Regions from separate parts of the Mus musculus genome. Here region 2 is linked to region 1. A link is a loop called in an ENCODE intact Hi-C map of the cell type or tissue named here. Cell type or tissue: left cerebral cortex. All regions are shown on one strand. Links, peaks and the distances in the headings refer to the core of each region. The heading gives the core; the rest is flanking DNA. Region 1 has its middle 26 kb from the start of Pdp1. Region 2 holds the start of Gm42255 (a long non-coding RNA gene).

Evidence for each region. Hi-C counts contacts between places; a loop is a spot of excess contacts. Peaks named below come from ENCODE experiments on the same cell type or tissue, not always from the same donor. Only the 100,000 strongest peaks of a DNase experiment are listed, where the experiment ranks them.
Region 2: a loop joins it to region 1, with 3 times the contacts of the local background. A loop is called at or near these places in 5 of 42 quality-filtered maps.

What each region holds. Positions count from the first base shown.
Region 1 is chr4:11,933,787-11,946,165 of GRCm38, forward strand. No RefSeq gene overlaps it. Among named protein-coding and RNA genes, the nearest start is that of Pdp1, 26 kb to the right of the region's middle. In left cerebral cortex, for the core only: no CTCF peak of the experiment used is centred there; a DNase peak (open chromatin) is centred at 6,513; H3K27ac peaks cover 646 bases.
Region 2 is chr4:11,996,775-12,009,153 of GRCm38, forward strand. It overlaps Gm52722 (a long non-coding RNA gene), which reads left to right. Exons shown (of 2, transcript XR_003955368.1): 1 at 1-2,136; 2 at 2,960-5,078. Gm42255 (a long non-coding RNA gene) reads left to right here and starts at 5,722. Exons shown (of 3, transcript XR_881131.3): 1 at 5,722-5,899; 2 at 8,051-8,161; 3 at 8,588-9,011. In left cerebral cortex, for the core only: no CTCF peak of the experiment used is centred there; DNase peaks (open chromatin) are centred at 1,915, 2,278, 3,770, 4,188 and 3 more places; H3K27ac peaks cover 5,203 bases.

The DNA.
Region 1 (12,379 bases), core at 2,643-10,642:
GAAGATGTAAGACAGTTCTCCCAACCCCCAACCCTCAAGGCTCTGCAATGTACTAGGAAACCACTTCTCTGAGAAAATGAGGTAGAGGGGCATTGACATAAATCCATGTCTGCCACACCGGGGCAGTGTAACTACACCCTGCCATCTCTCTGCCAGCCACGGAGGCTTCTACAACCCCAGCCCCAAATCCCTGGAGAGAAGCCCTGCTTGATGAACAGAACAAGCAGATGGGCAGTCTTGTAAAGGGCCAAGCATCTATTGGGGACACTGTGTTCTCTTGTCTAGGACAAAAATTGAAGTTGAAAATAGCTCGATCCATGTGGTGAGAAGGGCTCAGAAGGGGGATTAGGCAGGGGAGTACATTATCAAGGATAATATTGGTGGTGTTCCTCCGGGGAGTCCCAAATAGGCAGCTCTTCTTTATAAGCGAGCTGGGGAAACATCTTGTCTGTCTCTGACTCTGCTTTGGTTCAGAAACAATCTAAGTGGAATCTTCTTTTATTAGCAACAAAAATCCAATTTCTTTTTTCCATTCAATTCATGAGAGAACTGAGTGAATAGACCAGAGCTGACAAAAAACCATTTCCAAAAGAGTGTTGGTGACTGATCGGATGGGTGTTGGGATGCATTTCACAGGGCACTAAAGCAATGCTGAGAGCTGGGTTCTCATAACCAGGTCAGAAGACCCTGTTAGGCCACTGTAAAACAGTGGTAAACTTGGAACAAGCTTGCCTTGTTGATAAACTTACTATGAAAAGGAAGAGAAAGTAGCACCCACCTGAGAAAAACTACCTACTAACAACTCGTGAGTAAGTGAGCTGAATGGTCAGTACTCTTTTGTTGCTATTTACTGATCATGATGTGGTCAAGCTTGAATTTTAAGTTGAGATCAGCCTGTGAGGGCAAGATTCACATGAGAGGAACAAAGCCTGAAGAGGGAGGTAAAGGAAGAAGCAGGGGGAGGCTGAGGAGCCAAGTGGCTGCTCTCCCCAGCCTTTAGTGGGGGGAAAGGAGACAGGAGCCTTGACAGAAGAAGGAGGTGCTGGAGAGAGAGATTTTGGCTACTGGATCTCCTGTGGACGTTTGTAAGGTACTAGCAAGAAGGGGCAATAGGGAGAGGCTAAAGGAACTAACAGCTGCTCTGTGGCATGACTGGTCACTCTGCCGCCTGGCCTCTGCTTCCTTTCCTTATAGCGTGAGAACACTGATTGTACTATGACTATCCACACTCATTGGCTATGTTCCCAGCCATTCCTTCAGGTAGATATGGGTGCCTTGTACCCAGAAGTAGAAATTTTAAGTGGTTTACTGAGGGAAACTCTTGACTCTCATAGGAGAAAGTCATTTGGCCTTCTTTATTTGAAAACAGTAAATTGTAAAAAAAAAACAAAAAACAAAAAACAACAACTTTCCACACATTATCTGAGCATATAATTATCTTACTAATGAAGGAGCCAGTAAGATGTCAAAGCTGGTCCAGCTAAAAAGAGGCTGGGTGTGGCAGTATACCCCTGTGATCCTGCCATCTGGAAGGCTGAGGCATAGGAATAACCATGAGTTCATGGCCATTCTGGGTTACAGTGAGTATCAGGCTAGACATGGGTTCATAGCATGTATCTGTCTTAAAAACAAAACAAATAAAGTAAAACGCACAAAAGCAAAAATCACAAAACCAATGCAGAAGCCACAACAAAAACCCTGGAGCAGTAATGCCCAGTTATATACAAAAGTGGTTCCTGCTCTTCAAGGCAACAAAATCATGTCTTCCTGGGGAAGATGTACTGTGTCGTACTGGTTTCCTAAGTTAACATGTGACTTTGGAGTTGAGTCTAAATCAACAGTAACTGAAGAACAAATCGTTTCAAGAGCAGGCTGATCCTGGTGGAGTCTGGTAAGGCTGTTCTCTGGATCCTACACTTGCTCTTTCCCCAAGATTTGCTTGTTTTCCTTGAATCGACCTTTCTTCTTCTAGGATGATGGGAATAAGATGCATCGACTAGAGCTGGGGCCACTATGAGGATGGAATCTCTGAACAAGAATGGCAGGTCAGAAAGGAAGAAGGAACCAGGTCTAACGATTACATAGCCACGAAAACAGCCCTGTGCTGCCCACTTCTCAGCTCTTCCTATGAAATACATGGGGAAGCAAGTGTCTCTAGCTTAAGCCGCTGACATTTTGGACTTCTGTAGTGTGAAGTCACATTTAATTTTCTGAAGAGGTAGGAGAAAAAATATTTAAATAATGCAGGAAATTGTGTGTTTACAGAGACTTGGTCAGGAAAGCCTTAATAAGACCTATTAAGGAAAGAATGGTTAACTTGGTTTCTATGTCACAGACAAGTGAGACCTTTCCTCCATACTAGTTGGTAGTTACGGTTTCACTACAGGCTTGAAAAAGAAGATACCAAAGAGCCAATTAGATCGCAGACAAACTGATAAAATTAACCTCAGAAACTAGGATGATGGCCCCAAGTGAGAAAATGGAATATTTATTAATTTATTTACATATTCCATAAAGCCTGCTATTTTCTCAGTATAATTCTGTGTAACTATATGCCATATGATGCTCTATACATAGTATACACCTGATGCCGTATGTACTTGTGTTTGACTTAACATAATTTTTCTCCTAAAAAGATTTTGGACAGCTATGAAATAATCTATCATGTATATTTGACATATCACCCAGCATTTAAAAGTACCTACCTTGAACAGACACTGAATTTCATTCTAAAACCAGTTCCCCCAATTAAGTGAGCTGTTTCACTAAAGCTGTCTCCTGAGAGTCTGTTCTTGAGGTCTGCTTCTGGTTGTAATCCTGGGAGATCATGATGCTGGGGGGTGGGGAGGAGGGAGGGGAAGGAGCCTGAACAGCGTTCTCCAATGGAGTATCTATCACTATATATATATATATATATATATGCATGCGTGTGTGTGTGTGTGTGTGTGTGTGTGTGTGTGTGTATACCGCATGTAAAGGTGGGATCCATACCCAGCAGTAAAGGGCCATAAGAGTGGTCCCAATGTGCTCCATATTTGAATGCTTAATCATCAGGGAAGTGGTACTACTTGTAAAGGATTAGAAAGATTATGAAGCCTTGTCAGAGGAAATGTGTCACTGGGGGTGGGCCATGACTGTTTGTTGTCTAAAGAGAGAGAAAGAAAGGGTGTAGAGTTGAATGGGTGGGGGTGTGAGGAGAATCTGGAAAGAGTTAGGGGAGGGGAAACTGTGATCAGAATATCTTGTATGAAATTTAAAAACATAAAATGATCATGGATGAGCTGGACCATGCACCGAGAGGGTGAACAATGGGAACACAAAACTCACAGCGTGCTGGAAAGTGTACTACTGACAAGCTGTTCCCAGAAAGGGACTTAGGGAACCGACTGGAGCCTTGTATTAGCTCAGAACTGCCTTATCTTCCTTCTTCTTCCCAGTCTTTGCCAGGAGATGTGGGAGATGAAGGGGCTCAAGCCTTACCTAGTCAATCCTGCTCTCTTAGTAAATACGGTTCAGCTGTGAATAGGAAACTACCTACCGAAGCATGCAATTGCATTATAGGTCTGTAAGCTGGCGTGTGACTCTTGTTCTAAACTTAGTTTAGAATTAAACTCTATTCCTTGTCCATGTTGAGTCCAAACACTGTTCTATGTGATTATTTTACAGCTGTCCACGTTCAGCAGAAGCTATTGTTTAGAATTAAAAAATCATGTTAAGAAATGAGCCCAAAGGAGGTAGGAGTGAGGTAGGGTGTGAGCTTATAAAAGGAATACATATACCCATTCCCCTGCTTTAGTCTGGGCTCTCAATTGGTCCCCTTTTCTCTTCTCTGAGGGCAGAACTTCCTCTATCTTAACTTAAAAAAAAATCAGATTGAACCAGGGAAAGTTATAAGAGAAAAAGGATTGAGCATGGATGTTATAATCTTATATAACAGGTATTTTTATAACACAATTTAAACCTAATACGGCTTTCCTTTAGTTGCTATATTTATTTTTGAGAGCACAGTGCTTTGGGATCACACACTGGGCAGGATTGTTCCCGACTGCTCAGTCCACCCTGGGGCTTTCTCTCCACTTAGAGGCTGGCTATGTCTGTGTTTTTGCAGTCGGTGCTAATAAAGCAATACATGTCTTTTTTGGGTATACAGTGGGAAGCACCCTTTGTCTCCTTTTGAATTTGAGGCCACAGTCAAATAGCAAAAAAAAAAAAAAAAAAAAAAAAAAAAAAGGCCCAAGGCATATCTACCCGCAACCTACTTCACCCACTGTTTCATTAAGGCAGGTGAGTGATCTTGGTAGAGAAGAGAAATTAATCTTAACTGGTGGTAAGAGGAAGGAAATGATTCTTTCTACAGAAAGTAAAATTCTCTGATATCTAAAAGAAGCTAATTAGGTCAGCAAGGAGAAGACTTGTTCTTCAGAGCATGGACAAAGGCGACCCAGAAGCAAGACTCTCCAGGATTGGGACAGAGATGGCAGATGCAATGGACATGATCTGAATTTAACGAACAGATCAAATAGGAACTGTACCCCCAGCTTGTGTGATGCAGGCAACTTTTGCTTATGTCACTTGATAAAACAGCCTGCCTCCATCTTGGGCTTGAAAGCTATCTTATAGTAAAGTCAAATTAGGTTCATTTCTGCATATGATTAAATCTCAGTTTTTCAAGGATTTGGCTATGTCCCTCTTGTAATCTTAACTACAAAAGATTCGGTATGCCTGTACAACCATATATTTGTTTCAAAAAGTTGTTATGATCACCTTGCAAAACTGTCTTTGTTTCAGAAGATTGTTATAAGCAACTTATTATGTTCTTCTGTAATCATGCCTATTTGCCTAGCAAATCCCTCATTTAGAAACCCCTTACTCCTGAACTATAAAAACCCTTATCTTACCCATTTCAAATTCTGACCTCTTGATCCCTGCCTTCAGAGCGAGAGAGACAGGCCATGTACACAAATCAAAAAAGGTCGCTTTAATTAATTTGGCCATGATGATTTGGGTGGGTGGTTTTTCTCCTCACATAAATGGGATTAAAACACTCTCCTGCTTTTGTCTAGAGCTGTTGAGATGATAGAGAAGCCATTATCTTGCCCTTAAGCTATAAATGTTCATAGTCCAGCCATCCTTAGAGTATTCATAGAATTTTTCATACTCAGAGACAAGCAAATAAAGGACTCCCCTAGTAACATCCAAGAGGCCCTGGCCTCTGATCAGCTACAAGACTGGAAATAGCGTCCCAAACTTCCACGACAGCCCATCTACCCTGAGAATGGCCAAGCTAAGAACTAGGAGTGGAGGTGATGGGTCACCCTACCTCCTCAGCAGGGGAAGTGGCTTAAATGAAAGTGATAGAGAAAAATCAGAATGCAACAACAATCAACCATGAACAGAACAGGTCCTGCCCACAAACATCACTTGTTAGATGACAATAACACCTTTAAAAGAATTCTTCTACAGCCGGGCGCGGGCGTGGTGGCACATGCCTTTAATCCCAGCACTTGAGAGGCAGAGGCAGGTGGATTTCTGAGTTCGAGGCCAGCCTGGTCTACAGAGTGAGTTCCAGGACAGCCAGGGCTATACAGAGAAACCCTGTCTCGAAAAAACCAACCTCCCCCCAAAAGAGAATTCTTCTACAAATTCTACTTTGTGTATGTGCACTTGTACAACTGTGTGAAGAGGCCAGAGGCTGGCGTCAGGTGTCTTCCTCAATCACTCTTCACCCTATTTTTCTATTTTAATGTGGTATGTATGTGTTTGCATGTTTCTAAGCACGTATGTAGACGCAAGGCACACGTATAAACATTCATGTGGAGGCTCCAGTTTGCAAATATTGTCGGGAATTTTCCTTCATTGCTCTTCTGCCTTATTCAGGCAAACTCAGGGCTCACTTACATGGCTAGTCTCTCTAACAAACTTACTTTGGAGATGCACTGTCTCTGCCTTCCACTCTGGAACTTCGGAGGTCTACTACCAAGCCCACTCGGCATCTATATATGTTCTGAGGATATTAATGTCAGTCCTCATGCTTGAGCAGCACGCATGCTAACCACTGAGCCATGTCCCTAGTCCCTCCACCTGGTATTTTGAGACAGGTTTTTTACTGAACCTGGAGCTTGACAATTTGGCTATAGTGCCTGGTCAACAAGGACCAGGAATCTGCCTCCCAAGTGCAGAGATTACAGGTGCATGCTACACTGTACCTGGATTTTTACATGGGTTCTAGAGGATCAAACCCAGGGGTTTATATTTGCTTTATAAAGCACTTCACTGACTGAGATATCTCTTGTGCCCCACAAACCCTAATTTTGAACATACATAGTCACCACTAAGATAAACCCCAAAGCCTCAGAAGTTTAACATGACTGAAAAACACAGTAAAGAAAAAAAGCCATTTGGGAGTTGTCATCTGCTCCTCCTTTGCCTACATTGCAAACTGTGCAGAGGTGGAGAGGAAAGGAAGGAGCAAGAGTGTTGATCAGACTCACCGGAGAGGGAGGGCATGGCCAAAAGCAGGGACGTGGGTGAGCAGGGAGGAGGGTGTGAGGGCCCTGGCATTTACAGAGTGCAGAGGAGTTGAAAAAAAAGTTGGAACATTCATTACCCATGAATTATGACTTCTATCTTTTCAAAAATTGTAGAAGTTTGAGTAAAACTGAAATCCCGATTCATCCGGGAGTCATTAAGTGGACTGTGCCTGTGTGAGTCTATCAGTGTGGTGGTTTGAATGAGGATTCAAAGATTTGAATGCTTGGCCCTCAGTGGGCAGAGCTGTTTGAAAAGGATTAGGAGGTGTGGGATCATTGTAGAGGGTGTGTCATGGGGGTGGGGGGAGGGAACTCTGAGATTTCAAAAGCCCACATCTTTCCCAGTTAGCTGTCTCTGCTTCCTACTTACCTACTTATGGATCAGCAGTAAGCTCTTAGCCACTGTTCCAGCACCAGGGCTGTCTGCCTGCGACCATGTCCCTTGCTATGATGGTCATGGACTCAATCTCTGAAACTGCAAGCCCCAATAAACCTTTTCTTCCACAAGTCACCTTCACCATGGTATCTCTTCACAGCAATTGAAAATTAAAGACATGGTGTGACATAAACGAGGTAACAAGGCTTCCTATCTGTGAACAGGTTAAACTATAGAAAATGCGGTCACTCTGCTTATTTCAAACCCTTTCTTTGTGATCCAAGGCCAATGATGTGCCAAGTTCTTCATAATCTATGTCTTACAAAATAATATCTCCTATCTTTATTATCCATTTGCAATTAAGCACATTTATTCAAGGCAATTATTCAAAAATATAATTGAGGGTTTGAGAGGTGGCTCAGCTGTTAAAATCCAGGCTCACCACCAAAAAGAATATAATTGAGAATATAAAACTGTACTGTAAGGGATTCACTGCAAAAGATTTTTTAAAGGTACACAGTCCAATATATTGCAAATGTGCAAATGGACCAGACCTGCACATGTATACCCATGCAGCATCTTCAAATGGCTACAGTTGATAAGCACATGTAATCATCACTTTCAGTATGTAAAAACAACCTTCTAGCCTATCTTCAGGACACCGTATTAGCTAGATCGCTCCTTGCGTGGCACCATATAAAGAGGAAAGAGTTGTTCAGTTTATATAGGTTTTAGTCTATTGTGGCCCAATGTGTACTAGAGCATTTACACCTTGGTGGACAGGACACAGAGAAGGAAGAAGGGATGCTGGACCAGACATAAAGTCACAGCCTGGCATTCATTTCCTCCAGCCAGGCCATATCTCCCCAAATAGTGTTGCAAGCTTGGGCCAAGTATAATATACAAGCCTGCTGAGGATACTTCACCTTCAAACCCTAACACTACTCAGTGCAGCACAGAATTCATTGAAATGGTTCCATGGGGCACACATTTTCAAGCATGTCAAGTGGGAGTGTAAATAAACTTGTTCCCATGTGTTCCCTATTGTATCAGCAGCACTGGGGGAAAGATATAATTCATAAGATAGATACTGGGAAAGACACTATCTATGCAAAAGAAATGAAAGTTTTATTTTATAGATATTTCAAAATGAATAGTGTTAGAATTCTGTCTAAACTCCACCCCACAGTTACCTGGCAACAGCCAGCTATGCTCCTCCTCACAGTTACCTGGCAACACTCAGGCCTAGCCCACTATAAAAGGGGCTGCTCCCCCCCCCCCCACTTTGCTCTCTTGCCTCTCTCTCTTGTCTCTTCTTCTTGCTCCCCCTCTCTCCCCATCCCTTCCGACATCTCTCCTCGTGGTCATGTCCTGCCTCTACTTCTCTACTCTCTTCCTCTCTCTCTCTCTCTGCCTTACTACCCTCTTAACTTCCTCCCTATGCCCTGAACAAACTCTATTCTATAACTCTATACCGTTGTGCGTCTGGTCCCTTAGGGGGAGGGATGCTTTGGCATGGGCCCACTGAGACATCCCCTTCCCCTATACCTCACCACACCCCCATAGAACATATTCTTATAACTTTATCTTTTTATAAATATATCAAATAGTACATAGATAAGCTGTATGGAAAAATACAATATTTCAACCCAAGAAAAATTTAATTAGAGGGGAATGGGTGAATGTAATTATAGTAGAACTCGGGCAACATGGTGGGGAAAGGGGATCGTTGGGATTAAAGGTTTAAATTGGGATAGAATTGGGAGAGGAAACAGTACAGGGTGAGTTAGCCAAAACTAAGAATATATAAAGCATCCTTGTAGAAATCCACTAATATCAATAACTGGCTGCTCCACTGTAAGAGACTGCAGGTGGAGAACAGGGCTGTGAAAAGTGGACTCTGGGCATGGCATTGCTGTTACACACAACAAATCACAGCAGCTGTGGTCACCTATATGGTCAAGCCAGCCAAAATTCCAGCATGGGTGTGGGAATGGCCCCAAAGCCCCAGGCTTTCAAGATAAGCTATCAGCAGTTGAGACAAGGAGAGTTAATTTTCTTTGAGGGTGTAGTAGGTTGCCCATGCCCCCTGGCCCCACAATCATGTGCATATATAGACAACACTACCTAGACAAAGGGATGCTGTAAAGTTGGGAGGGATACTGGGTGGGGGAGTTGGAAGGAGGTAATGGGAGATGGGTGCAATTTGAATACATTGTAGGAATGGGTGAAAGCTTCAAAGAATAAGTAAAACCTTTTATTAAAATATTCCAGTATCTACCTGGATTGTCAGGAGTTGAACCAGGTGATCTGAGGACAGAAGGTCAGGGGAGGCTAGTACATTTCCACTCTGTGTCTTTTCATTTCCAGATGGCATCCGTTATCTCTTGTTTTTCTACAGGGCTGGCATTTTAAAGAACGTGTAGATATGATTAGATGATTAGAGAGAGAGAGAGAGAACATTCATCTAAAGTGTACTATGTGATTAATTTTTTAGTATATTCAGAGCTGTGCAAAACATCAATTTTAAAGATTTTCAAAATCCTTTTTCTCCAAAGCAAAAACAAGCAAAACAAAACAAACCCAAACAAAACAAAAAATGCAAAGAGAACAAAATCCATTGGCAGTCATGCCTCTAATCTCCAAGTTCTCTTCCCAGATTCAAGCAGCTGTTTAGCTACATTCAGTCTCAGTAGAGAAGCCCCCTTTGAGTATTCACAGGATAATATAAAATGTAACTTTTGCCTTCAACTTTGCTCTTTTACTTAGCATAATGTTTTCAAGACTTAATCATATCCTAAATATTCTATTCCTTTGAAACAAGGTCATATTTCATTTTATGGACATGCCCATATTACAATCTATCCCTATGCCAGCTAGTGGGCATTTGAGTTGTTTCTACTTTTATAATAATGCTTTATATATAAAGAGTGCTTTAATGAATGTTTGTGAATAAGATTTGGGGGAAAGGATGTTAGTTGTGACTATCGAGTGTCTGCTACCCAAGCTCAAGGCATAAGTTTTGATCCCCATGATGTAAAAAGACAGCTAAGGCTTGTGACTCATCACTTGGGATCGGAGACAGAGACAAGTAGATACAAGACAATCCAGCCAATTGATGAGACCCAGGCTCAATGAGAGTCCCTGTCTCAAAAAATAAGTTGGAGAGAGATAAAGTAAAATACCTGATATATACATTTGGCCTCCACAGGCACATGCCTGGGCACGCAGACAAACTAAAGATTTCGTGTTGAAAAGGGCACATTTTAATTTCACATTATATACATTTCCATGTAGAGACTGCCATATCCAGGGATCCACCCCATAATCAGCTTCCAAATGCTGACACCATTGCATACACTAGCAAGATTTTACTGAAAGGACCCAGATGTAGCTGTCTCTTGTGAGACTATGCCGGGGCCTAGCAAACACAGAAGTGGATGCTCACAGTCAGCTAATGGATGGATCACAGGGCTCCCAATGGAGGAGCTAGAGAAAGTACCCAAGGAGCTAAAGGGATCTTCAACCCTATAGGTGGAACAACATTATGAACTAACCAGTACCCCTGAGCTCTTGACTCTAGCTGCATATGTATCAAAAGATGGCCTAGTCGGCCATCACTGGAAAGAGAGGCCCATTGGACACGCAGACTTTGTGTGCCCCGGTACAGGGGAACGCCAGGGCCAAAGGGGGGGGAGTGGGTGGGTAGGGGAGTGGGGGTGGGTGGGTAAGGGGGACTTTTGGTATAGCATTGGAAATGTAAAAGAGCTAAATACCTAATAAAAAATGGGAAAAAAAAAAAAAAAAAGAAATGATTTACTGAATCATATGGAAACTATATACTGAAATTTCTCAGAAACTGCTAGTTTTCCAATGTGCTACTAAGTTTTCATTCCTAGTTACAATGTATGAGCATTCCAATTTACTTACATTCTTGCTATCATTTTCTACTGTATTATAGCTCACTGGCTTGGATAAATGAAACATTATGGCTAACTTTGGTTTTTAGTTGCAGTTATCTAATGATTAATATTGTCTATATTTTTATGTGTTTTATTGCTATAGTACCTATACACATTTCTTTCACAGGATGTTTATTCAAAATCATTGACTATGTTTAAAAGAGGTATTTTATTACTAGGTGGTAGGAATTCTCTATATAACCTAAACAGAATTGAGGACATTTATCAGCCATATTCTCTCTCTCTCTGTCTCTGTCTCTGTCTCTGTCACCATCTCTGTCTGCCTCTCTCAGCCTCTATGTGTATGTCTGTCCATCCCACAAGCTATATTATTTGTAATACTTTATTTCATTGAGTGAAAATAGGTGAGAACAGTGCCCACTAGTAGGCAAAACGACAAGAACTGATTACACCAAATCACTTTCCTACAACTTATCCTTTCGGTGTCACATCTAATAAGGCTTAGCTTGATAAAGGTCAGAAAGATGTGTGGTTTTCTCTTACAGTGTTCTTATTGTCCATTTATTATATTGGTTTGAACTATTCATTTGAATCTTTAATTCATACTGATTCAACCTTGTACATAAAGGAGGAAAGGCAACCATCCTTGTAGGATGGTATGTGGCTATCACTGCTACTAACACTTTGGTGAAGAAACTATTCATTCCATATTACAAACCTTCTTGCTGCCTCTCTCAGAAATCAGGCCACACCCTCTGAAGCTGACAGGTTCCTGTGGTGAAGGTTGAAACACAGAGCAGAGCTAGGGGCTAGCCCAGCTCCACCCCCTCAGAGCTACAGGATAAATCTGTGATCCTATTCTATACCTGGCTCCTTAGCAAACTGACAAGACCAGACTAAATTACATAATGGGGAACTTCCTGCCATCCCCTGAAAACCTGGAAAGGTTATCCCTTTGTAGGGTGGTTTGATTAGAAACTGCTCCCATAGACTCCTGGGTTCATAGGGAGTGGCACTATTAGGAGCTGTGGCCTTGCTAGAGGAAGCGTGTCACTCTGGAGGCAAGCCTTAAGAACTCATTTGCTCAACCTAGGACAAGTAGGGCAGACTCTCCTCGATGCCTCCATAACAAGATGTAAGACTGTCAGCTACTTCGCTAGCACCATGTCTGCCTGCATGCTGCCTCTGTTTCCTGCCATGATGATAATGGACTAAACCTCTGAACCATAAATGAGCCCCAGGTAAATACTCTCCTTTTTAAGGATTGCCAAGGTCATGGAGCCTCTTCACAGCAATAAAACCCAAATTAAGACAGGGAGAATTTTCTCAAGGTTCTCTCTCCTTCGTCTTTGTCCTTCAGCCTCTCCTCATCCCCATCACGTCCACGATGACCATTTCTCTTACTCTTCCACTTAAGAGTGATTTCTCCTAATGAAGATCCTGCCTATGTTTTTGAAGGGAAGCCATTCTCTCTCCTTGCAAGGCTGTCACGCTGTGTTCGGGATATATTCATATGAATTCTCATTCATCCGCTCTTTCCCTCTGCTTTC
Region 2 (12,379 bases), core at 1,790-9,789, 62 kb after region 1:
CTTTGCTTTTTTTGCTGTCCAACATGGTCTCACAGCTTTATTCCAGTCTGCATGAAGTAGGAAGAGCCAAACGCAGACATACATGTGCATCCTCAGACCTGATATTTTGGAAGTTTCTCATAACACTTCATTTCTATTTTATTGGCTAGAACTTAGCCACACAAGTTCAGTTGGCTGCAGGACAGGTAGAACATGTAGTCCTCACTTGCCGTTTAGAGAGTAGCAAACCAGCATGGTGAGTGTCTGTTAAGGAATAAGAGAGGAAATGGATTGAAGTAGACAACAGTCTTGTCTACTCCTGAATAGACGATAGTCTATTCAGCTCCTGTATTGCCTGGATCTTTCTTATCTAGGCTATTGCTATTGCTCATTGGAGCTGGGTACTATTGTGTAGCTAGTTTGCCAAAGCATGGTGACATTTATACAAGATAATCTGTTATATATTTGATCCTCTGGAATAAAGGGAATACTGCATAAATAACAAGTAAAGAATAATTGATGTCAATTTGGAAGAGTGCACATTTCTGATAAAGCTGAGCATATCTCCAATAAAGTTCATTTTCTCATTCAAAGCTTGAAGTGGATACTCATGCATAGCTACGATGAAATGCCTAGAGTTGTGTTTCCGCTGATGTGCTGTTGTTGCTGGTGTTTGAATCTATCGTAGTACAAAACAAGGCAGCTCACAAACCAAGTTACTAGATCTGCAGCCTCGGGATGGCTGTGAATTTTAACACTCCCAACCCCATCACGTTCTCATCTGTAAATTATAAACAGCACTAGCTTCTTTCCAACAATTTTATGAGGATTAAGAGAAAAAATATTTAGCAGTTTTAATATTTCAGTCTATCACTGTTTGAATGCTGTGGGGTCATAAGCAGAGGCCAAGTCCTTTGATGGGACAGATAAAGCTCAGTAGCAGTTGTGCCAAGGACAGATGTAAAATACAAGGTCTCAGAACTGGAAAGATGGCTCAGCAGTTAAGTGTCCATATCACAGAGGACCGGAGTTCAGTTCCTGGCACCCACAGCAGGTGCCTCACAACCTCCTGTAACTCCAGCTCCAGGGCATCTGACTCCCTCTCCTGGCCACTATAAGGACCTGCACACAATACAAACAAAATGTATTTAAAAATAACCAGACAGGCCTCTCATATCTTGATCTCAGAGCTAACCAATGTTCACAGAGCAGGCTGTGTGGCGTGAAGAAAGAATGCAAGGCCGAGGTGCACCACTGGCCCTAGCACTCTGGGAGCAGGAATGGAGGCAATGTGGTAGATGGTGGTGTTGATCTGCTCCATTAATGTGGAACATGAGGGCACACCAGTGCCACTTTATAGTCAATTCATACAGGGATATTCCTTGTTCTGACTCCATATCATTATATTAATTGGTGAGAGACTTCATGACGAAGTACCACACAGCGAGTGGCTCACATCACAGAGGTTACATGCACTCTGGTTCCTGAGGAGACCATATCCAGGCGTTGTTTATCTTCAGGTTATCTCCTGAAGGCCGTAGAGGAAGGCCTCTCTCCTTGTCTTGAAAAAGGCTGCCTTTGCTGCTTCTCTCTTTACCTCATCTTTCTTCTGTGGATGTCTGTCTCCGTGTCCACATTTCTTCTTATTGAAGAAGACTCCATCCCGGACTTTATTTAACTTGATCATCTTTGTAAAGAATTAATTTCCAAAAACCTTTATATTTTAAGGTCAGGACTCTGAAGTATCATTTCATGGAGGGGAGGGGGTGTCATAATTACATCTACTTGCCAAAGAATCTTCTAGAGATAATTTAGCTTGCCTGGAGATTCTCCTCCGTGGAGAGCATGTGGGTGTTAGTGGTGGGAGCGCTTCTCACTTGCAGTGGATGCCTCGTGTTGGTGAAATAGAATTAGAAGAGACCCTCCTACACAAGAATCGCTCTTCTCAACAGTCAAGGAGAGAGGGAACAGTTCTGTTATTGAATAAGCACTAAAGCGCAGCGCGTGAGCATCCTGAGAAAACTGCTAAAGAGACTGCAAAGACAGAAGGAAGTGTTGCTCTTGATAGACAAGGAGAGGCGTTTCATCCCACGCGTGTCCTCGAGACCAACAATGCCTGGCTCCCAGATAAGAGGGCTTCCCAGGACACTATGCCAGGTAGCTTATTGCCAATGCACCTGGTTTGGGGTTGATTCCTTTCCTTCCTTCCCCGAGATATTTATAAACTGCTTTAAAGGTTACATAAGTCCCTTGATGGTCTTTCAACCCATGCATGCCTTTCTCTAGTCTTTGAGAGAGAGCGTTCTGAAAAGCCGTGGCCAGGGTGTGGGGAGTGTAGCACAGCACAGAGGCGGTAAGAATGCTTGCTGAGCAAATGAGAGGACCTGAGTCTGAGTTTCCAGATACTGTGTTCAAGTTGGGTGTGATAGAGCAAACTTCTGCTATTGCAGGGCTCTTATGAGGAAATGAGGTCAGAGACAGGAGGATTCTTAGAAGCTCTTAGGCAAGCTAAACTGACCTATACAGGAAAAAAATCAACAAAGGCACCTCATTGAAAAACTAGGTAGAAGGGGAGAGCCGATATTCAAGGTTTTGAACTCTACACATGTGTGTTAGCACACACATGCCTCATTTACACACACACACACACACACATGCACATACACACATGCACACACAAATGCATGAGTACATGCACATTCTCTCTCACACATAAATAACATGTGTAGCATTTTAATAAGCAAACAAATAAATAGGAAGGTAATGACCAAGAATGACTGTGACCCCATCAATCAGGTAACAAGGAAGAATGGGAGTCTATACTTCAATTATAATGCTCATTTAAAATACATTAGGAGCACTATTCTCTTGTATTTTTGAGAATGCTACACCTTAGTTTTTCCTTTACAGTTTAATTTTTATTTCTTTTATCTCACACTGAAATTTTTATGCTAAACTAAATGAAGTCCATTTGTCCTAGCCCTTCACAAAGGCGGCCTTGAGAAAGGGTCTGTGCTCCACCTCACCAGCAGGAGATGTCCCCATTTCTTCCAAGTGACTCAAGTAAGTGAGCTGAAGCATCCACCGGTCTGGCCTATGAGCAGTCAGGATTTTCAGGGAGATGTTCTGGGTTAAGCCTGTTCACAGATGTAAACTGAACAATGACCTCAAAAGTCTTTCAACATCCTTAGCCTGGAAGTCTCTTGTCCCAATAGCACCCCAGCTGAGACAAAAAAAAAACATGGTCAGAGTTTATACCAAATAAGAGATAATGATTCAACTGTGTCCTTAGAATCAAGGAACACGTGTATTTTTGTTCACCTTGGATGAACTGATTTTCCAACTTCAGACCAGGGTTTCCAATTCTATAATGAAGTGTGAAGGAGCACTTATGACTGATGTAACTAGGAAATCAGATAGGGGATATTTAAAAATATATATAGAGAAATAGTATTAAAACTCAGTCGAGCACTCATTAAAATGCTGTTTCCAGCTTTGTATCTGCCCTGAAAGCCAGGCTTTCCATCAGACCACCTTCTGCCATACATCGGGATTGTAGAGTCCTGCCGGACAGTGGGATTGTAAAGATTTTCCATCTTTCTTGGTAAACACTTGCTCATATACCCCTTCTCAGGCCATTCTACCCTATCTTTCTCAGCTTTCTCTGGTCGTCTCTGCGTTCTCTGGGTCTCAGGTACATCAATGGCTGCCATTTTCAGCACAGACTTCTGAGACCTAGGGGGTGGGGTGTGAAATGGTTGGAGATAGAGTAGGTTTTATTGAAAAGCCATGAGACTCCAGCGTGGCTGTGCAGGAAAACTGAACACCTTCTGACAGGGCTGGGATTTTAGTGAGTGGGATAGGATGATCTGACTTAAAACACTCTTTATAAATACAAGGCTCTGGTCTCCCTAAGCCATGGTACACACAGAGAGTCGGGACCAAAAGCGACTCCATGGAAAGACGATGTTTTAGCTGCTGCTTGTCCAGTGTTTGATAGCTGTGTTTGTTACATTTGAGCAGCTGAATGATTCACTGTAGAAAGACCTGACTGTAATCCCCATGTGTAGACAACTCATGGGAAGCTCGCAGCATTTATCTCTGAGATTCAGTGTCAAGGCTCATTTCAGGTCTCAGCCATTGTCTGCTACTTGGACCAAAATACTTCCCACAAACAGCTGAGGAGGATCTACTGGCTCATTCTGGCTTTTGGTTTCAGAACATTCAGCCCACGCTTGCCTGAGCCCTGTCCTTGGACAGAGCATTGTGACAATGGGGGTGTGTCATGGAGGCTGTCTGCTGCTGCTTCACAGACAAGCAACAAAGAGTGACAGGAGAGGATCTAGAGGGTATATTATCTCTGTCGCCTCCAACCAGCTCCCACCTCCTAAGTTTCCAAAGCCTTTCGAACTATTACCATAATCTGGAGACCAGCCTTTCAATATATAGGCCTCCTGGAAGGGCACTTCATACCCAAATGCAACCTTCTTCCCCTCACAACCAAAGCATTCAATAAATCAGAATCAGTGATTTTTAATGAAGGGATTATGGACGTGATAATTCATCATGTATTGAACGTCTTTCACCCAGCGTTTGCAGGAAAGAGCGGGTTTCTGTAATATGGAAAGCTGACAGACACAGCTTGGCTCTTTGCTGACCTAGAGTTATCTCGATATGCAGCGGATTGCTTATCTAGGGGGGATCTTATCTTGATTTAACTAAAGTAGCCCCCTATAAGGATTGCAGATCACAAAGAGACACACAGGAGGACATCAATAAAGAGGCAGAGGTGGACCCTCTCCAGTCCTCAGAATGAGCTCTGTGTCAGCCATGTTAATGAGACAAACATATTATCTAGCTAGAAGTTGCCCAACACAGTTGGAATAATTGAGAAGACAATTTGAAATGTGCATTTGCATCTGCGGGCATTAGCAATACATGAAGAGAATAGCAGGCCTTGTTAGAATACTGAACTAATGACAGTGTGAAGTTACCATGATAACCCATGCATGGAAAATGAGACATTGTTAATAACAGCATGATTACAATGAGAGCAAAAAGGTTGGGTAACATTAATAAAATGGATTATTTGAAAAGTAGAATGCATTCCATCTTCATCTCATTGTTTTTATTCTTTTTTGTACATATTTTTAAGGTACTCATAGAGAGCTCCACATCTATGCAAATATGCCTGCCCACTGCCATGTGGCAGATGGCTAAGACTGGTAGGCATCCAGGGTTTCGAAGGATGGAGAGTGGACTGCCCAGCATACCTCTGCATCTACCCACTGATACTATTAAGACCGCAGCTGTACTAGAAGTCATGTAGACAATGAATCCCTGCTGGTACAGCTAAACAACCATGGGCTAGATAGGATGATCATTTGATGACATCATGGGGAGGATGTAAGTCACCCTCGGAGCACTAGTCTGGATGATTTTATTTTCTTTCTGAGATAGGATTTTGCTATGTAACCCAGAATGGCTTGGAGCTTGTAGTCTTCCAGCCTCGGCCTCCTGAGGGCTGATGGTACAGCCATGCGCCTCCTGCTCGTCCTGGGTGACTTCATTTGCATCCCTGGGTTATGTTTCCATGGACTTCAGGGAGCTTTTCCAAGGTGCTTATATCATTTCACCTTTCACCTCATTGGCATGTACACGTGTCTGTCTTCTGGTAGGCTAAAGTCTTTGAGGGCCGAGGGTATCCTGTATTTTTATTTTAACTTTAAAAAGTTGTTTGTGTATATGTGCATGTATGTGCAGGTGCATATACTGTGGATATAGACTCATCACATGTGGATACCAGAAGACAACCTCAGATCCCCCTGCCTGTATCGCCCAAGCACTGAGATTATAGACGTAAGCTGCCATAACTGCTTTGCACAGTGCTGGGTTGAAACTACGTCTCTGTGCTTGCTGGGTAAGCATCTTACCAACTGTGCTACAAACCCAGTCATCCGGGGTTTTGGAGGCAGGGTTTCTAACTGTAGCCTGGAACTTGCCTGGTAGTGTAGGCCAGCTGACTGGTGAACCTTCCATGCCTCTGCTCTCTGAGCGCTAGCATACCAAGCATGGACCATGGCGCCATGTGGATTCTGGGGAATAGAACTCAGGCCCTTGTGCTTGCAAGGATGTCTGCTTGTCCTGTATTTCTCTTTGTACTCTTAAATCATCTAGACCCATTTTATACATAGTGGTGACATTCAATGCATGCCTGTCAATTTAACTTGCGAAGTCTTACTGTTTGTAATAAAGCAAAACCATTCTCTGACTGCATGAGAATAACATCAAACTGCAAAGAAATGAACTTGGAAGTTGTTGACAGGTACTTCTTCAGATCAGTTTTGATAGAGAGTGTAGACGAAGTTCAGTATTGAATATCTACTACTAAAATATTGTCCTTGCAAGGATGACAGGCTCCATCATCAATAAGTCCCCAAACCTCAAAGGCTTCTTATGGTGATAATCCACGTGTTTTAATTGAGAAGTCGAACTGTGCTGTGCACTGTGAAGATTATGGTGGAGATACCAATGTGGTTTCTGTCCTCAAATCACCTAGAGCTGAATTTAGGGTTAGGAGAAGAAAGCAGAGGATTGTAAAACACCAGGTACTGCATGGAGAGTCAGTGCAAACAGAATTCTCAAGGAGTCCAGGGGAAGGGGAGTTTCGAAGGCATAGTGTTCTGGAGCATAGCTTTGAACAGGCTTTGAAGGCACTGCCTTCTTTGTTAGCTGGTGAAAATGTCTCACTTTAGAGATCAGAGTCCTCTGTGATCCTTCCCAGACCTTCTTTGTCAGGTTCTGGGTAAAATCCAGGTCATAAATCTGAGAACTTCTTTGTGGTTAGAACAGCCAGCATTAGCCTTTGTGCGCTGCTGTAATAAAACCCCAAACCTAATGCCCCCAGTCCGTAAATGCAGCACATTTTGGTTAGGATGTCAAAAATCCCTTAGAGTGATAGGAACAAATCTTCAGTTTTACAAACATAGATAGTTGCTTCAGGGAACTTACCATGCCAGATGGTCTGCTAGGTAGAGCCTGAAAAAAGAACCCTAGCCTTCGAGCTGTGCAGAGGAGAATTTAGCTGGGCAGGGAAGCTGTTAAGTCTCTGTCTTCGTGACAAGCCGAGATGCCAAGTGGCTCAGAAGTGGCCCCATTAAGCTGGTCCTGTAGGTAGGCCCAGGGTGGGTGGTTCTATGGAGGCTGGCTGGCAGGCGTGCCACCGCTAATGTAGGCCTGCTTGTTGACTTGCTCTGCAGCAACTATAATGCTTTCAAAGCCACCAGGGAAATGGAGTTGATGCTGTCCTTTGCTCGCATCCACCCGTGTTAAAAGTACAGAGTTCAGACTCTTAAGTGAGAGTTGCTGCAGGGACATTTAGTCATGAATGAGTGATTGGGAGAGAGGTTAGTGTGAGTGCTACAGATGTAGGGGGCAATAAGGGCCCGAAGAGAGCTCAGCAGGATGGAATCCTGAGTTCAATTCCCAGAACCCATGGAAAAACAAAACAAAAATGTAAAAAGTCTGGGGTGGTGGTACAAGCTTGTGACCCCAGTTCTGGGGAGGTGGAAGCAGGCAGATAGATCCCTAGGGTTCACTAGCCAGCCAGCCTCATCTACTTTATGAACTCTAGTCCAGTGTAAGACCCTGTCTAAAAAACAAACAAACAAACAAACAAATAAACAAATACACAGTGAATTGTACCCAAGGAAAGACGTTTGAGGTTATCCTGTGGCTTACATACTCACATGTGGATACATGTACAGCCACATGCACATGTACAAACATGCATGCAAATACACACTCAAAAAGTAGGACAGGTAGGACACTGGTTAGCCGTCCTACTTCCTGTTTGTCGTTATCAGGAAAGATGGCTACGTGGTTTCCAACTACAGAGGATCCTGCTTTGCTCCTTGTCCCTTCTGTTAACAAACAGCAAACTGGGAGTCTTGATTCCTTTTTGTCGTTGTTCCTCAGTGTTACACTTACGCCTCACTACTAAAATTGTAGCCTACCGTGTCTGCACAGCTTTCCTGAGAGCAGGCCAAAATGGAGGACTCCCTTTTCTTAGCAGGGCTTCCTCTTCTCTGCCTGATGTGGGGAGCCCGACCCCCGAGTCTTCTACCTGAGGAATGTCCCAGAGTCCTTGGAAACATTTAAAGGTTCGACTTCCTCTCTTCAGGTAAGGACCTGCTCAGCAAGCGCTTGGTGTGACTGGGTTGCCTCTCCATGCAAATAAGGTATCCCCAGAACCTTCAGCATCAGCCAATGAAAGTTCACCCTAAGAAGAACCCCTCCCCACTCTCCAAGGTTCATACATAGCCCTTGATTCACCCGGAATAGAGTGTATGAGCACAAACTGTTTCACTGAATATCGTCTAAGACAGATGCAAGTAGCATTAAAATCCTCAGAGAAGGCCTTCCCCTTGTCCTCCCTTGGCATCCCCAGGTGGACCAGATTTTGAAGCCCCACCCATTCTGAGCTCTGCTTCACCCTTCCATCCTGGTGTTCAACAGTGCCAGGACACCCTAAGGGAGGAAGTAGAATGGGGAACCACACCTCAGTGCATGAATCCAATGCTGGTTGGCATGTTCTCTTGCTTTGCAGTGTGTAAGCTAATAACACTTCTCTGGCCGATATTGAGTAACCACTGGTGGAGAGAACACACCGTTTGTGATACATTGTGGCAGGCGGATGCCACAGGCCACACAAATACAAACCCCAGTGGATGTGCTCTTGATGACTGAGGTATGCACTTTTGTCTTGTTCTGGGCAGTGTAGAGGTGCATAAGAGGAAAAGCAGCCTGAAGATGGAAGCTCCTGGCTGGCAATCAGGGAAGAGCCCCAATGACTTTGCTTTGAATGGAGCGAGTGCTATCTGAAACTCAGTTGAATGTAATCTCCATTGTAGGTAGTTAGTAAAAAAGGATAGCTGTATCTAACTGTGATGTTTAGGAATCAGGCCTGTGGGAAGACTCTAGGCTTAGAAAAAAGCAGCGTGGTAGAATTCCCATTGTTGACTATTAGCCACTTTGTAGAAAGAGAGAGCTAGATTAGAATGTGTGTGTGTGTGTGTGTGTGTGTACACATATTCATAATAATAAATTAATAAATCTATATACTAAATCTATATATTATATATTATTATATAATAAACATTACATAATAAATAAATCCTTTTTTGAAACAAAAGAATGTAGCATATTAGATGAGGTGCTTGGGAAAGAGGAAGGAGAAGAGGTAGAGCCTAGTGGAGGGTGTGGAACATCCGGCCGATTTACTATTTCCAAAGGGCAGCAAGCGAGGAGGAGGCTCACTCAGAGCCATCTCTTCCCACAACACTGTACATGGAACTGTCCATCCTTTACATCTGCCTGAGAGGTCATCCCGATGCCAACCACGGCACTCCTGTGATTATAATTACTTGGAGTTCACTGGGTTTAAATAATACTTTTATCGTGTGGGTGTATGATGTGTGTGTGTGTGTCAGGGCAGGGGTTAGGGGTTGGGTGTGTTTGCCACAGATTGTGAGTGTAGGTCAAAGGACGACATTCCTGACATTGGTTCTTGCCTGCCATGAATTCCAAGGTTCAAACTCAGGTCACCAGTGAGTAGTTTTGATGGTCAGCTTGACACAATGTAAAATCACCAGGAAGGGAAATCTCAGGAAGGGAAATCTCAGTGTGGAAGCAGCTAGATTAGGTTGACCTGTGGACATACAAAGTCTGAATGGAGCCATTTCACATGGTGGGCGGGGCACCAGATGAACAGGAAGGGGCGTTCTGAGCACTAGCGGGCACTCATTAACTCTCTTGTCTGTGGATGCTGCATGCCTAGCCTCTTGACTTCCCCACAATGATGGACTGTATTGGAATCATGAAAGAACTAAACCCTTTCTCCTTTAAGTTGCTTTTGTTAGGATATTGTACCTCAGCAATAAGAAGCAAAAGTAAGATGTACCACAAACATTTTTAAACCTTGAACTATATGCCAGCCCTGTTCACTGGCTTAAGGGTCGTTTGACACCCCCCACCCCAGCATGCATTGTGGTGTATTCTCTCCCTATCTCAGACATCCTTTCTTCTGGAAAAGACTGTTCCTTGACATGCTTCCTTTTCTCACTTCCTCTTGGGAGTTACATAATTGATTCCAAGGAAGCTGGAGCCACCACAGCCTTAGCAGTACCTACTAACCAATCCATACAACCCACACCCAGCCAGTGTGATGGGATTGTGAGAGAAATCCACTCAAAAGAGATCCAGTTAGTATTGCTCTCGAAATGCTGGCATTTGGCTTGCTAACCACACACCATGCATGAAAGAGACTCCTCTCAGGGTAGACATCATGATCATGGGGAAGATCTACCTGAAGACAAGTACGGATTGACAGGTTGAAGGAAGCATCAGAGTGTGGAGGGCACCAGTGTCTGAGCCCTGAGGACATAGAAGGTGTCTGAGTGTGCGAGAAATGTGGTTCTCAGTGCAATCCAGCAATGCAGCAGCAGCTAGAGACAAATTCTCAGGCCCCACCCCAATCTTGCCTTACTAGAAACTCGGGAGCAGGCTCCAGCCACCTGTGTTCCTATGAACTGAGTAAAAGACTCCAATACTTGTTAAAGTTTGGAAGTCACAGTCTCTTTTAGTTACGTCAGCCAGTAAATCTGCTTACGAGCATAAGGCAGTTGGGTTTTTGTTTCCTGTGTCACCTGTACTTTGAACTAGCCAGACTGATGAAGCAATGACAAACACAGCTATAGTGTGTCCTTTGAGTCCCCAGGAATCTGTTTACTGGGGGGTTGGGGATGGGAATGGAGGTGCATTCTTGCCTCTGAGTGGAAATCTGGAAGAGTCCCATTCTCTTTGCCTCTTTCTTCTTTTCAAGATTTCTGCTCATTAGGACAAAATATGCATAGCATAAAATGTTATCCTGCTGCTGACGTGGGTGCACAGGTCACGAGCGTTAAACACTCACAGCGAGGTGCAGTTGGAATCATCTTTTAACCCCAAATAAACTTGGCTCCCATTAAACAGTGACTTCCCGTCGCTCTCCTCCCTGATGCCTGGAAGTCATCTTTCTCCTTTCCCTTTCTGTGTATCTAACTACCCGAGGCGCCCAGGGGTGTTATATATACATCGCTTATCCTTTTGTCAGTGACTCTGTGCATGAGACATACGTCTTCAACATTTGTCCATGTATGCATTATATACTGTGGTCTCTTGTCTGTTGGAGGCTGAAGGAGTCTGCTGTTTGCACACTCCACAGTTTGTTTATCCGTCATCCACCAGCAGATGCTCGTTTGGCTTCCAGCTCCGGGCTTCCAGGAGGACGCATGCGCACATGTCTGCTTGAGTCTATTCTCTCCCAAGCACTCTCAGCTCAGATACTTCACAAATCTACTCTCTCTACCAAAGTGATAAATGGGTTCTGCACACGGGATATTTTTCTCCTACTTTTTTCAATGTAACTCAATACCCTGTTATACAACTGAAAACACATGCTACATCCTTATTATAGTTCTTAAAGTCTGAGTCATAGCCCAACCCTCAAACAGGAAGGGAAACTCACGGGCACTTAGGAAGCACAGGGCTGGTCCCAGAAAGAGCTTTCTGAGTCTTTATCTCATAAAATAGGTGTAACAACTTTGCCAAACAAGGACTCTTATCTTTTACAGAGGAGTAAACTCAGTTTCAGGCAGGACAAATAGCATCTCTGGTCCCACAGCTCCAGATCCCAGATTAGAATCCTAACAGTTCTGTGGATCTGTAGAGCAATTACATAATCTTTTCTACCTGCTCCAATTTCATGTCCAACTGGAGAGATTAAACTAAGTTACAGAATACTGATGGTAAATTAAAAAAAAAGTTTGTAAAGGTTATTTTAATTTTATATCAACAAATGTTTGGTCTCCATGTGTATGTGCAGTACCCATGGAGGCCAGAAGAGGGCATCAGATTCCCTCTGGAACTGGAGTTGTAGATGGTTGTAAGATGTGGGGGCTGGGAACTAAACAGAAGTCCACTGTAAGAGCAGTAGTGCTCTTGGCCACTAAGCCTGCTCTCCAGCCCAGTGACCATAAATAAAAATGGGGATACTCACCCACTGGTTGGAGAGCAATCTGTGTTGGAGGTTGAACGTTCTCAGGACCTCTAAGAATCAGTGATTTTTATATCAACAGCAGTTAAGGGCAAACACATTCCTAGGGTGAGACTCCGCTGAGGAAAAGGTGGAGAGGACAGGGTTAGCATGGGCTATGTGAGGGGCAGAGATTGGCCCTTCCGAAGTAGACGGCACCTACTACAGAACACCAATCAGTTAGTTTAGAACAGAAGATTCCATGAACGTTAGACCAAGAACTGGAAGCTCACGCCTTTGGAAAGCAGCGTAGCCTTAACACTTGCA